5 separate regions of the Homo sapiens genome follow, and regions 1, 2, 3 and 5 are each linked to region 4. A link is a contact called in ENCODE Hi-C or POLR2A ChIA-PET data. All regions are on one chromosome and are shown on one strand. The core of a region is the stretch at or near the end of the contact, and the rest is flanking DNA. Distances in the headings are between cores, read along the strand shown. Region 1 has its middle 31 kb from the start of CHST3. Region 2 overlaps CHST3 (carbohydrate sulfotransferase 3). Region 3 has its middle 4.3 kb from the start of LINC03139. Region 4 has its middle 23 kb from the start of DDIT4. Region 5 has its middle 19 kb from the start of LINC03139.

The links. Hi-C counts contacts between places; a loop is a spot of excess contacts on that map. ChIA-PET counts read pairs that join two places held with the same protein, here RNA polymerase II (POLR2A). Pooled maps may share reads with other maps.
Region 1: a loop to region 4 is called in a pooled map, with 3 times the contacts of the local background. The contact joins two enhancer-like sites. A Hi-C loop is called at or near these places in 3 of 50 pooled maps. POLR2A ChIA-PET finds 5 or more read pairs at or near these places in 2 of 52 experiments (activated CD4-positive, alpha-beta T cell and naive thymus-derived CD4-positive, alpha-beta T cell).
Region 2: a pooled map shows a loop between it and region 4 (5-fold over the local background). The contact joins two enhancer-like sites. A Hi-C loop is called at or near these places in 2 of 50 pooled maps. POLR2A ChIA-PET finds 5 or more read pairs at or near these places in 7 of 52 experiments (B cell, H1, OCI-LY7 and 3 more).
Region 3: a loop to region 4 is called in a pooled map, with 8 times the contacts of the local background. The contact joins two enhancer-like sites. A Hi-C loop is called at or near these places in 3 of 37 single-sample maps with no recorded cell type and 3 of 50 pooled maps. POLR2A ChIA-PET finds 5 or more read pairs at or near these places in 2 of 52 experiments (WTC11 and activated B cell).
Region 5: a loop to region 4 is called in a pooled map, with 2.7 times the contacts of the local background. The contact joins two enhancer-like sites. A Hi-C loop is called at or near these places in 2 of 37 single-sample maps with no recorded cell type and 2 of 50 pooled maps. POLR2A ChIA-PET finds 5 or more read pairs at or near these places in 2 of 52 experiments (WTC11 and endothelial cell of umbilical vein).

The regions. Positions count from the first base shown.
Region 1 is chr10:71,932,502-71,935,201 of GRCh38, forward strand. No RefSeq gene overlaps it. Among named protein-coding and RNA genes, the nearest start is that of CHST3, 31 kb to the right of the region's middle. Within about 2 kb of position 1,315, at least 2 of the 41 ENCODE cell types and tissues checked have a DNase peak (open chromatin) inside an H3K27ac peak, as active enhancers do.
Region 2 is chr10:71,985,622-71,988,321 of GRCh38, forward strand. The region is part of intron 1 of CHST3 (carbohydrate sulfotransferase 3); the gene reads left to right. Among named protein-coding and RNA genes, the nearest start is that of CHST3, 23 kb to the left of the region's middle. Within about 2 kb of position 1,355, at least 21 of the 41 ENCODE cell types and tissues checked have a DNase peak (open chromatin) inside an H3K27ac peak, as active enhancers do.
Region 3 is chr10:71,872,412-71,875,111 of GRCh38, forward strand. No RefSeq gene overlaps it. Among named protein-coding and RNA genes, the nearest start is that of LINC03139, 4.3 kb to the right of the region's middle. RefSeq lists an enhancer at 1,208-1,277. Within about 2 kb of position 1,285, at least 4 of the 41 ENCODE cell types and tissues checked have a DNase peak (open chromatin) inside an H3K27ac peak, as active enhancers do.
Region 4 is chr10:72,296,025-72,298,724 of GRCh38, forward strand. No RefSeq gene overlaps it. Among named protein-coding and RNA genes, the nearest start is that of DDIT4, 23 kb to the left of the region's middle. RefSeq lists enhancers at 1-141, 1,146-1,445, 2,097-2,700, 2,366-2,455 and a silencer at 1,806-2,075. Within about 2 kb of position 1,312, at least 39 of the 41 ENCODE cell types and tissues checked have a DNase peak (open chromatin) inside an H3K27ac peak, as active enhancers do.
Region 5 is chr10:71,895,697-71,898,396 of GRCh38, forward strand. No RefSeq gene overlaps it. Among named protein-coding and RNA genes, the nearest start is that of LINC03139, 19 kb to the left of the region's middle. Within about 2 kb of position 1,259, at least 4 of the 41 ENCODE cell types and tissues checked have a DNase peak (open chromatin) inside an H3K27ac peak, as active enhancers do.

The DNA of each region.
Region 1 (2,700 bases), core at 65-2,564, 360 kb before region 4:
TGTGGCAGCTATAGCCTTATGAAATGCATTACTTAAGGAGAAGAAGGCTTGAAAGTTGAAATTACTCCTTGATCCATGGGCCACAGAATGGATGTTGTGTTTGCAGGCATGGAAACAACATTCATCTCCTTGTACATCTCCATCAGAGCCCATGGGTGACTAGATGCATTGTCAGTAAGCAGTGATATTTTGAAAAAAAATATTTTTTCTGAGCAGTAGGTCTCAACAGTTGGCTGAAAATATTCAATGAACAGATAAGCTGTTGTGCAAGTTTTTTTTTTATAGAGCACAGGCAGAGTGAACCTAGCATAATTCTTTTTTTTTCCCCACTTCAATAATAATCTGATATAGTCTAGATTTAGTTTTTTTTTTTTTTTTTTTTTTTTTTTTTTGAGGCAGAGTCTCACTCTGTCGCCCAGGCTGGAGTGCAATGGTGCAATCTCGGCTCACTGTAACCTCCGCCTCCCAGGTTCAAGCAATTCTCCTGCCTTAGCCTCCCAAGTAGCTGGGATTACAGGCGCCCACCACCGCACCTGGCTAATTTTTGTATTTTTAGTAGAGATGGGGTTTCACCATGTTGGCCAGGCTGGTTTTGAACTCCTGACCTCAGGTGATCCAACCGCCTCAGCTTCTCAAAGTGCTGGGATTACAGGCGTGAGCCACCGCACCCAGCTGATTTAGCATAATTTTTAAGGGCTCTAGGACTTTTGGAATGGTCAATGAGCATTGGCTTTAACTTAAAGTCACCAGCTTCCCCTAACAACTTAAAGTCACCTGCTGCCCCTAACAAGAGAGTCAGCCTGTCGCTTGAAGCTTTGAAGCCAGGCACTGACTTCTCCTCTCTAGCTGTGAAAGTCCTAGATGGCCTCTTCTTCCCACGTAAGGCTGTGTCGTCTCCATTAAAACACCTGTTGTTTAGTGTAGCCACCTTCATCAATGACCTTAGCTGGATCTTCTGAATAACTTTCTGCAGGTTTTATGTTATGTATATGACATATTTCCTTAAACCCCATGAACCCACTTCTGCCAGCTTCCAACTTTTCTGCAGCTTCCTCGTCTCTCTCAGCCTTCATAGAATTGAAGATAGTTGGGGCCTTGCTCTGCATTAGGCTTTGGCTTAAGGGAATGTTATGGCTGGCTTGATCTTCTGTCTATACCACTCAGAAACTTTCTCCATATCAGCAAGACTGTTGTGCTTTCTTATCATTTGTGTGTTCACTGGAGCAGCTCTTTTGATTTCCTTCAAGAAATTTTCCTTTGCCTTCACAACTTGACTGTTTGGTGCAAGAAGCCTTTGTAACTGCTGTGGTTTTTCCCCACCCACCTGCACCTTAAGCTTGTGGGTTTAACCCGTCACCTAGTTTTGTTGTGGATATGATCTGTAGATCTGGGGTTTTTAAAATCCTACTTTTGTTTTCATTTGGGGTGTATTATTCTACTAGGTCTGCCATAACAGACTTACACAATGGCAACTTATTTTCTGGAGGCTGGAAGTCCAACATCAGGTGCCATTAGTTTGGTTCCTGGTGAGGCCTCTCTTCCAGCTTATAGACAGCCACCTTCTTGCTGTGTTCTCACATAGACTTTCCTCTGTGCAGGTGCAGAGAAAGGAAGATATCTGGTGTATGCTGTGTCTTCTTCTTATGAGGACACCAGTCCTATTGGATTAGGGCCCCACCCTTATGGCCTCAGTTAATTGTAATTTAGACCTTTAAATCTCCATAAAGGTCTATCTTGTTTCATTTGTGCTGCTGTAAGAAAAAAACAAGAACAAAAACACCCAAGACTATTTCCCTCCACTGGCAATGAGAAAAAGAAAAAGAAAAAAAAACAGCTAAGACTAGTTTTTTTTATTAATTTATTTTTATTTCAATAGGTTTTTGGGGAACAGGTGGTGTTTGGTTGCATGGATAAGTCCTTTTTTTTTTTTTTTTTTTTTGAGACAGAGTCTCGCTCTGTTGCCTGGCGGGAGTGCAGTGCAGCGATCTCCACTCACTGCAACCTCTGCCTCCTAGGTTCAAGCAATTCTCATGCCTCAGCCTCCTGAATAGCTGGGACTACAGGTGCATGCCACCACGCCCAACTAATTTTTGTATTTTTAGTAGAGATGGGGTTTCACCACGTTGGCCAGGATGGTCTCGATCTCTTGACCTCGTGATCCACCCCCCTCGGCCTCCCAAAGTGCTGGGATTACAGGTGTGAGCCTCTGTGCCCAGCCCCAGATAAGTTCTTTAGTGGTGATTTCTGAGATTTTGGTGCACCCATTACCCAAGCAGTGTACACTGTACCCAATGTGTAGCGTTTTTTGTTGTTGTTGTTTCTTCCTGAGACAGAGTCTCGCTCTGTCGCCCAGGCTGGAGTACAGGGGCACAATCTCAGCTCACTGCAAGCTCCACCTCCCAGGTTCAAGCCATTCTTCTGCCTCAGCCTCCCGAGTAGCTAGGATCACAGGCATGTGCCACCACGACCAGCTAATTTCTTTTGTATTTTTAGTAGAGATGGGGCTTCACCATGTTAGCCAGGATGGCCCAATGTGTAGTCTTTTATCTCTCACCCCACTTCCATCCTTCCCCACCACCCGCCAAGTTTTCAAAGTCCATTGTATCATTCTTATGCCTTTGCGTCCTCATAGCTTAGCTCCCACTTATGAGTGAGAATATATGATGTTTGGTTTTCCATACCTGAGTTACTTCAGTTAGA
Region 2 (2,700 bases), core at 105-2,604, 310 kb before region 4:
TCTTGAAACCCTGCCTCCTGTTGTGGGAGCTAGTTTTCTTTTCTTTTTTTTCCTTTTCATTACACAGTTTCATTTTGACATAACAGTAGATTCACACGCAATTTTAATAAATTGTACAGAGAGGTCTCATGAATCTGTTACCCACTTCCCCCTATGGTAACATTCTGTGAAAGCCTAGCCTAATGTCACAATCAGAATGTTGACTTCATACAGAATCCCCTGTGGTGCCCTTTTATAACTACACTCACTTCCCTCCTGCCCCCACCCCTTCCTTGACCCTTGGCAATACTAGTCTGTTCTCCATTCTTACAGTTTTGTCATTTCAGGAATGTTCTATAAATGGAATTATGCAGTGTGTAACCTTTTGTGATTGGCTGTTTTCACTCAGCACAGTTCCCTGGAAATTCATCCAAGTTATTGTATGTGTATCAGTGTTGTTTTTTTTTACTAAGTAGGTAAAACAAGGGACACAGACCTGTTCTCCTGGCATCCCTCCCTGGTTAGCAAGAGATTCAGCAGGCCGCTGCCACTCTGGCCTTGCTGATAGCTAGTGTGTGTGCAGGCAGCAGCTCCCGCTGTCTGTAAGAGCGCCAGGGTAGTGAAGTTGGGTGCTCTAAAAGTAGTGGCTCTCCATCTTTGCTGATTCTAGGTTAGAATCACCTAAGGAGCTTTAAGTAATCTTGATGCCCAGGCCACACCAATGCAATCTGAATCTGGAGGTGGCACCCAGGCCTCAGTGATTTGTAAACTTCTCTGGATGATTCTTATGCTGTCAGAGTTGAAAACCAGTCCTCTAAAACAGCCGCAGCAGATTCACAATAGCTGTGCCATCCTCCACCCATGATAGATGTCACAGAGCAATCGCAGCACTCGTATTTTCAAATACGGCGCTCCAGGCAGCCCCTTCCCATCTGTCAGCTTTGGCCCGGGGTGGAAATTGACTTGCCCTCTTAGCTGAGAAACCGTTTGGCCATGGCCATGTCCAGGTGTGCCCAGGCCCGAGGCCTGACATGTTAGGTGAGTGTCCCTGTAAGTAATGCTGGAAAGGTGGGCCCTTGACCGATAGGAATAGTTGCAGCAGGCAGAGATCGCCTGGGGCTGGTTCTATAAGATAAACCCGAAGTGGATCAGCCAGTGTCCCTCCCCTGCAGCCCAGCATGGGGAGAGATGTACCCAAGAAATACCAACCAACAGTGCCATTGGCATAGACGGGCTCTGGCTGACATTTGTTCAGACCAGCAATAATGCCCAGCCTGTGTGCAATCTTCCCAATTTTCGGAGCTCACACAGCTTCCTTGATGCTCACAACAACCCTGTGGGGCCAGCCTAAGCTCAGAGAAGTTAAATTCCTCACCCAACGTCAGCAGAGAGTAAGTGGGAGAGCTGGGACCCACTCCAAGTCTGTCCGAGTTCAGGGCCATCTGTCCAACGCTCAGAGCAGTTAGACAATTGACCTCTGTTTCCACTGGCAGACCGAGTGTAGATGGGCTCCTCTGTGGCCATAGATCAGTCAGAGGATAGCAGCAGACACATGCGGACCAAGCCTCCTGCTGCCCAAGACCCCTGTGGCCCCTCTCTCCCTAACCGCTGCTTCTCCTACAGATCTAGTGCAGAGATGTTGGACAGAACACAAGAGGTTGAAGTCAGGGCGGGAGCAGGAAAAAAAAAAAGAATAAGAAGAAAAGAGGCTGGAGTTCCTCCTTTCATCACAGGAATAAAACCCCTTCCTGCTGTCAATGGGACCATTAAGTGGGAGTTTGAGGAAGCTCCAGAGGATTCAAATTCTGTTGCCACTGTATAGAAACAGAGGAGACCGACGCAGTGACTCACATCTGTAATCCCAGCACTTTGGGAGGCTGAGGCGGGCAGATCACTTGAGGTCAGGAGTTCAAGACCAGCCTGGTCCGCATGGTGAAACCCTGTCTGTACTAAAAATACAAAAAAATTAGCTGGGCGTGGTGGTGCCTAACTGTAATCCCAACTACTCGGGAGGCTGAGGCAGGAGAATGGCTTGAACCCGGGAGGCGGAGGTTGCGTTGAGCCAAGATTGTGCCACTGCACTCCACCCTGGGTAACAAGAGTGAGACTGTCTCAAAAAAAAAAAAAAAAAAAGACAGAGGAAATAGAAGTAGGGTTGGAAGAAAACAGGGAGCAGAAGAAATTCTCCTCTCTGTCCTGTCCCTTACTTGATCATTCTCCAGGATCAGAAAGCCTCCTTAGAAGGTCAGGAAGGAGGATAGAGCAAGAATTAGGGATCCTAGACTTATGCATGGAGAGTTTTTCTCTACCCGGTTATCTCAGAAATCCTGTAATGGAGCCGTCTTTCCAGAGGTGCAGAACAAAATGGGAAGCTGTGGCCATTGTGTAGCCATTGAAGGCTAGCCCATGGTCCCCTCACAGCTTCCATGGGCTTCTCCCGAGCATGTGCACGTATGATGCACCCATTGCATGTATACGTACATGCACACATTTCTGGTCAAAAGGTTGATGATTGATAAAACTGACAAAAGCTCCAAACCCCACAAATGAGCACAGCGTTTTGTAATAATGAGCATGACCAAAATGGGAAAAAATAGGGCACATGAGGGATGAGGGAAGAAAAAGGACTCCAGGGCCCAGAAGATTCCTAGGCTTCCTTAGCCACCTCCTCCTAAAGTAGGGGTAATAAGTACATGGCACATGTGCCAGCCCTTCCCCTGT
Region 3 (2,700 bases), core at 35-2,534, 420 kb before region 4:
AGGCCCAGAGGGATCAAGAGGCTCCCCCAAGGTCACCCAGCAAGAGGCTAGAGCTGGGACAAAACCCCCAAGTTTCTGACTCCCTGGGCAAGGCTTTTTCCACTGTTTTGGTCTTTGGCCATAGAGATAATCTGCTTAAAAAATTAACTTGGGATTTCATGTAATCACTGAGGCCTCAGAAGCCTTGCCCAAGGAAAGACGAGGAGGGTTTATTAAGCTTTGTTCTAGGAGTTACAGGGACAAGGCCACATAGCAGGGCTAGAAACTGATGTGTGCCACCCTCCTCCAGGCCAGTAGCAGCTTGTATTTCTAGAAAAGGCTTAATTTTCCAGGTCAGGGCAGGTCCCAGAAGGCACCTTCTGGGGATGCGGCTGGACCCCGTGACTCAGCTGATTCCACATTATTCTCTGTTTCCCTCCCCACTCAGGGTGACTGCCAGATTCTGGCCTCCCTTGGGCCTTCAGAGATGGAAGTGATCTTAGGTTGTTGGTGGGTCCTACAACCTATAGTGGAAAGGTGACCATCTAATTTTTTTTTTTTTTTTTTTGAGACAGAGTCTGGCCCTGTTGCCCAGGCTGGAGTGCAATGGCGCGATCTCGGCTCACTGCAACATTCGCCTCCCAGGTTCAAGCAATTCTCCTGCGTCAGCCTCCTGAGTAGTTGGGGTTACAGGTGTGCAACCACTTCCAGCTAATTTTTGTATTTTTAGTATAGATGGATTTCTTTTCTTTTTTTTTTTTTTTTAGAAGGAATTTCGCCCTCTCACCCAGGCTGGAGTGCAGTGGCATGATCCAGTCTTGGCTCACTGCAACCTCCGCCTCCCGATCCAAGCGATTCTCCTGCCTCAGCCTCCCAAGTAGCTGGGATTACAAGTGCGCACCACCATGCCCGGCTAATTTTTTGTATTTTTTTAGTAGAGATGGGGTTTCACCATGCAGCCCAGGCTGGTCCCAAACTCCTGACCTCGTGATCCACCTGCCTCGGCCTCCCAAAGTGCTGGGATTACAGGCATGAGCCACCACGCCCGGCCTGAGATAGGGTTTCACCATGTTGGCCAGGCTGGTCTCAAACTCCTGATTTCAGATGATCCACCCGTCTAGGCCTCCCAAAGTGCTGGGATTACAGGTGTGAGCCACCATGCCCACTTGTGTCTAATTTATCATCCTCACCAGGACACTTTTGAGCATGGCCAGGGACATCTGGTCACCCAGCCACTGCTATCTCTGAGCATCATGATGGGTTGAAGAGTCAGTGAGCCGGCGGTTGAGGACCCACTGTGCTTGGGTCCCATACCTGATGAGAAAGAAGGGCCCAAGTCCCAGGCCTGCAAAACCACAGCCCTAGAAGGAGTGAGAGCACACAGCCAGCATGACCCAGGAAACTAGAACTGAAACCCTCAAAGCTGAAAGGTCTAGATGACTGTCCTTACTGTCCCAACGGGGAGCACACAGCTCTGAAAGGCCAAGGGCCTTGCCCAAGGTTACCCCCCGAGAAGATCAGAGACTCAAACCCAGGTTCCCAACTCTCAGCTCAGTGTGCGCTGTGCCACCGGTTCCCTTTCATCTGCAAACCCCCTGCCTATCTGGAAGGTGTGCACACAGCCTGGAAGCTTGTTATACTGGATTGTAAAAATTGTTCCTTGCCCTGGACTGGTGTGTGGCTTTGTTTGTGTGTGGCTTCCTAATCCTGCAGCCCCTGTGGGTGGGGAGGTCCCCTTTGCAAATAAGCGTGCCAGGCTCCAGAACCCAGGGAGAAGGCAAATATTTCCTGAACTAAACCTGCTCTCAGCACTTCCACTACTACTACCCCAGTCCAGGCCACCATCATCTCCCAGGTGGCCTCAGTGGCCTCTAAGTGGTATCCGGGATCCTTCTCTTTTCCCCACTCTTCATCCTCCATGTCAGAGCATGGAGCCTGGGTGCAGATCCCACACAACTCTCCCTCAGAGCTATCCACGCTCAAATCCTGGATGCACAGCAATGTCATGTGGCTGCCATCCTCCTGTCTGGCTTCCCCGTGTCCCCTTTCTTTCTTTCTTTTTTTTTTTTTGTTTGAGATGTAGTCTTGCTCTGTCGCCCAGGCTGGAGTGCAGTGGCGCGATCTCTGCTCATTGCAAGCTCTGCCTCCCGGGTTCACACCATTCTCCTGCCTCAGCCTCCCGAGTAGCTAGGACTACAGGCACCTGCCACCACGTCCGGCTAATTTTCTGTATTTTTAGGAGAGATGGGGTTTCACCGTGTTAGCCAGGATGGTCTCGATCTCCTGACCTCGTGATCCACCCGCCTTGGCCTCCTAAAGTGCTGGGATTACAAGCGTGAGCCACCGGGCCCAGCCCCCCGTGTCCCCTTTCTTGGTATCCTGCCACCTCACACAAGAAAGGCACAACTCCCGCCCAACTGGGCCTTCCATGGGGCAGTGCCCTGTGAACAACCTCCTACCCCCAGTAGGTAGTTAGAGAGGTACCTGGAGGCAGAGCCTGTTCTCAGCACACTATGAGGGCAGGAACCAGGGTCACACTCCTTTGGCCCAGATAAGGCTCAGAAGTGAGAACGTTGTCATGGGGCCACACCCTTATTTGAATTTCAAACATGAAGCCAGGGTTTTCTGACAGAAAGAAAGTCTTGTCTTGCTTGACTGTGTTGATGGGGCGTGATGTGGCAGGCATTCTTCTTAAAGGGACTAAATGTGTAGCCCCAGTTT
Region 4 (2,700 bases), core at 62-2,561:
GAAACCCGGGACATGTGTCACAATTCCCAAGGACAGAGCCTCTTTCTACTCAACTGGAACTTGGGATGATGTGCCCCTGCAGCTGCAGCAGGTGCTCATGGAGCCCAAACACTTCCCAAGACAGCAAAGGCAAAGTACAAACAAGTACAAAGACTCTGGGAAATGAGTCTTCATGACGTCGTGGTGTCGCCAGATCGAGTCATGCCTGGGGTTCTCAGTTTCCTGAGCCAGTAGATTCCCTTTTTAGCATAAATCAGTTTGAGTCAGGTTTTCTGGCATTTGCATCATTAAGAGTCTGACATTCATATGGTGAATTTTCTTTTCTTTTTTTTCTTTTTTTTTTTTTGAGATGGAGTTTCGCTCTTGTTGCCCAGGCTGGAGTGCAATGGTGCGATCTCGGCTCACCGCAACCTCTGCCTTCTCCTGGGTTCAAGCGATTCTTCTGCCTCAGCCTCCTGAGTAGCTGGGATTATAGGCATGCGCCACCATGACCGGCTACTTTTGTATTTTTAGTAGAGACGGGGTTTTTTCCATGTTGGTCAGGCTGGTCTCAAACTCCGGACCTCAGGTGATCTGCCCGCCTCGGCCTCCTAAAGTGCTGGGATTACAGGCGTGAGCCACCGCGCCCGGCCATGGGTCTGTTCTTAAATGGGGCTTCCAGAGGGAACCTCAGCCTGTTTTGAAATAACAAGGATCCAGGCACGGTGGCTCACGCCTATAATCCCAGGACTTTGGGAGGCTGAGGCGGGCGGATCACGAGGTCAGTAGTTTGAGACCAGCCTGACCAACATGGAGAAACCCCATCTCTACTAAAAATACAAAATTAGCCGGGTGTGGTGGCGCATGCCTGTAATCCCAGCTACTCAGGAGGCTGAGGCAGGAGAATTGCTTGAACCCGGGAGGCGGAGGTTGCGGTAAGCCGAGATCGCGCCATTGCACTCCAGCCTGGGAAACAAGAGCGAAACTCCATCTCAAAAAAAGAAAAGAAAAGAAGAGAAAGGACAATAAGGAGTTAGAAACACTTTCTCCCTTCCCTCCTTCCCGAGGGGCGGGCTCCATCTTCTTTATTTTTTATTTTTAGAGAAGAGGTCTCCCTATCTTGCCCAGGCTGGTCTCAAACTCCTGGTCTCAAGCGATCCTCCGGCCTCGGCCTCCCAAAGTGCTGGGTTTAAGACGTGAGCCACCGCGCCCTGCCTCCATGTTCTTTAATCTGCTGTCCCTGGCCCAGGGACCTCCGCAGATAAAGCTCGGTTTCCCCTTTCTGACGCTGTTACCAGTTTGCGGCGGTTAACCCCCCAGAGAGAGCCTGACGCAGATTTGCTGCAGGAAACCACCGAGTCTCACGGCTTGGCACGAACTCTTCCTTCCGGGCCGGCCAGGATGCCTGAGCGTGGGGGTGGGCAGGGCACCTCCTACTTCCCCCCGCAGATAACCACCAACCCGGCCACATCATTCTCACATCTGGGAACTGAGCTCACTCGAGGCTTTTCTCACGTAGCCTCCTTTGAACCTGTTTCCTCATCTGTAAAATGGGGCTAAGGATAGCATCCACCTATTTCAGGGTCGTTTTGAGGGAATCCTGGAGAGAAAACTAGGGTTTTCAGCAAAAGGATCGGCACAAAGTAGATGTTCGCCGCTCCCCTCCCTCCTTCCCGCTCCCCCGGGCAGGAAGGCTCGCGTGCGCGAGGCCACAGCGCAAGCGGGTGCAGAGCAGGATTCGAACAGGGTTCCATGCAACTCCGTGCCCAGGGTCCTACCACCGCCTGAGCTCAGCGGTCTTCAGCCAGCGGGGCCCTTCCACCCCCTTCCTTAATAGTTTTCCTCCTCCGCCTCCTGCACGGCCTCCGCCTCCGCCTGACCGTCCTCGGAAACCTCCCAGCCGCAGCCCGGCCCTCCCCAGCGGCCTGAGTGGCCTCCTCCCGCGGCGCCCCCCAGCTCCGCACCTCCCCAGCCCCGCCCGAGGCGCGCCCAGCGAGCGTGACCCCGACCCAGGGCCACGGCTGCGCCCGTAGGATCGCGGGCGCGCGGGTCTCCATGAGGGACTGGGAGAGATGCGTCACCCGCTAATCCCTCAACTGGGTCGCACCCGGTCTGCCTTGGTTGGTCCCTTCTGATGGCGGAGGCGGGACCTCGACTTGGTGGCCAATGAGGAGCCTCGTGGGGGTGCTCTCGGCTGCCATGGCAACGGAGGGGCCGCCCGCTTCCCCGCGGGGCGAGGCCGGCTCTCCCAGGACTGGCCACATTGCAGTCACGCGCTGTGGCCCCAGTCCTGTTAGCATGAGGTGGGGGTCAGAAGTTGAGGAACAACTCGGACCTAAAGCCTTGACAATTGCCAACAGTGTAGACAAGTCCCAGCATGCCCAAAATTTATAAGAGAAGGCTGCCTGGAAGAGGGACACGATGAGGAGGGTCTGCTGAAACGGACAAAGAAACCCAGTTCAGTGCAGTGGAGTGGACATGGCACGGGCAGGGCACGGAGTGGGGTCGGTGCTTAGTAAGCGGATTAGGGTTTCCAAGCCAAGACCCACCCAGGGCAGGATGGGGAACCAAGGTGAGCAGGTGCGCTGAATTGTGGGTCTCACACTGTCCTTCAGTGTCCCGCAGGAAGAGAGAGCTAAGGATCACCAGGGTCATTCCCCTGCCTCAGGCAGCCTGCACTCCACCTTAGGTACAGTCATGTCCGGTCTTCAGCATTCATTA
Region 5 (2,700 bases), core at 9-2,508, 400 kb before region 4:
ATCCCAGCTACTCGGGAGGCTGAGGCAGGAGAATCACCTGAACCTGGGAGGTGGAGGATGCAGTGAGCCAAGATCACAACATTACACTCCAGGCTGGGCGACAAGGGCAAAACTTTGTTTCAAAATAAAAAAATAAATAAAAATTTTAAAAGCCCCAACATATTGCAACAGACTGAATGCAGAAGTAGACATGAGGCTCCAACAGTCTTTAATTAAGACAGTTGCTTGAGAGATTTGCAAAAGTGTAAAACAATGCTGTTTTTCTCACTAAATTTCTCTTTGTTTTGGAAATGAAGGTATTTTTCGTAAAAATATGTTTATGTTTACATGTAATGAGTTCATTATTACTTTTTGATAAATTAATAAATATCTGGGTCCTCAATAATTCTTTTAAAAATTTTTTTATAATTTAAAATAGAGATGAGGGCTGGGCTCGGTGTCTCGCGCCTGTAATCCCAGCACTTTGGGAGGCCAAGGTGGGCAGATCACTTGAGGTCAGGAGTTCAAGAACAGCCTGGCCAACATGGTGAAACTCTGTCTCTACTAAAAATACAAAAATTAGCCGGGCGTGGTGGCTCATGCCTGTAAACCCAGCTACTCGGAGGCTGAGGCAGGAGAATCGCTTGAAACCAGGGGGCGGAGGTTGCAGTGAGGGGAGATCACCCCCCTGCACTCCAGCCTGGGCGACAGAGCAAGACTCCTTTTCAAAAAAACAAACATGTAGCAATGAAGCCATTAAAATAATTTATTTTTTATTTCTTTTTCTTTTTGTATGAATCGACTTTGGATAAGAAAAAAATCTACTTTTTAAAGAGCTGGGTTTGTGTGGTGGGACACCTATTGGGTGCAACAATGTGGAGAACACTGCCCTCTGGCGGTCACTCCCAGTATAGTACCAGAGAGGTGGGGAAGCTTCCCTTGCTATTCTAGGACTGACCATGAGACGGCAGAAGAATACAGTATTTGCTTCTTTTCTATTTCTATTATACTTGCTTTTCTTTTTCTTTTCTATTTCTATTTGCTTCTTTTCTATTTTCTGTTCCTTCTTTTCTATTTTTTTAAATTTAAGTGTAGCTAAGGGGACTCACTATGTTGCCCAGGCTGATCCCCGACTCCTCGGGTCAAGTGACCCTCTCACCTTGGTCTCTCAAAGTGCTGGAATTATGGGCATGAGCCACCATGCCTGGCCTAAAACCCTGTTCCTAATCTCTAGGTTGGTCCTCAAAGCCTCACACTCAGCCGGGTGCCCAGGGATTGGGGCAGGAGTGACCTCACAGAGCTGCCCACAGTAATGATGCCTGAAGTGCTCCAGCTAGCAGGCTAAGCCTTGTCTTCTCTGCCTCCACAGCAACTCATAGCAGCCCTAGGGAAGGCCACATCCCAGACCCCTAAACCCAGAGAGACAGAACGCAGACCTGGGTGGCAAGGACTCAGTAAGTTATTGAGTGCCAAACCGGGCCACCACTGTGCTTGGCTTTAGGAAAACTTGACATCTATAAAACTTTTAATCTCTAGTAGGTGCTCAAAAAAGCCATTCACTCTTTCATGTAACCAAGAAAAGATGTTTGAGCACCTGCAAAGTGCCAGGCACTGTCCTAGTCACTGAGGACACAGTGAGAAGCAAAAGGGGCCCAGGTCCTGCCCACATGGGACTTATAATTTGGTGAGGGAACAAAAAAAATTTAGTCTCAAAAAACCAAAGTTTGGTTAGATGCTGTGAAAAAGGATGGGGTTCTTTAAGGGCACCTGAGAGAGGGGTCTTGTTTTTCCTGGAAGCCAAAAAGAAGCATAAAGGTTGATACGGTTTGGACGTTTGTCCTCCAAATCTCATGTTGAAATGTGATTCCTGGCTGGGCATGGTGGTTCATGCCTGTAATCCCAGCACTTTGAGAGGCCAAGGCAGGCAGATCACTTGAGGTCAGGAGTTCGAGGCCAGCATGGACAACATGGTGAATCCCCATCTATACTAAAAATACAAAACTTAGCTGGGCATGGTGGCACGTGTCTGTAATCCCAGCTACTCAGGAGGCTGAGGGAGGACAATAGCTTGAGCCTGGGAGACAGAGGTTGCAGTGAGCCGAGATTGTAGTGAGCCGAGATTGTGCCACTGCTCTCCAGCCTGGCTGACAGAGCAAGACTCTGTCTCAAAACAAAACAAACAAACAAAACTACCTCTTAACTTAGTCCCCTCGCATTTTTTTTTTTTTTTTTTTGAAACAGAGTCTCAGTCTGTTACCCAGGCTGGTGTGCATGCAGTGGCACAATCATGGCTCACCTTCCACCACAGACTACAAACATGTGCCACCACATCCGACTAAGTTTTTTTTGTTTTTTTTGTTTTTTGGGGTTTTTTTTTTTTTTTTTGTAGAGATGGGGATCTCACCATGTTGCCCAGTCTGGTCTCAAGCTCCCAAGCTCAAGTGATCCTCTCATTTCGGCCCCCTAATGTATTGTCATTCCAGCCATGAGCCATGGTGCCCAGCATCTCCTGCTTTTTAACTTTGTTTTTAAAAGCTTCTTGATTTTTGTTTCAATTTAATACTGTCTTGGCAACTTTTTAACTTTTTGTTGTTTAGTCTCACTCTCTTGCCCAGGCTGGAATGCAGTGGCCAGATCTCAGCTCACTGCAACCTCCACCTCCCAGGTTCAAGCGATTCTCTTGCCTCAGCCTCCCGAGCAGCTGGGATTACAGGTGCCCAC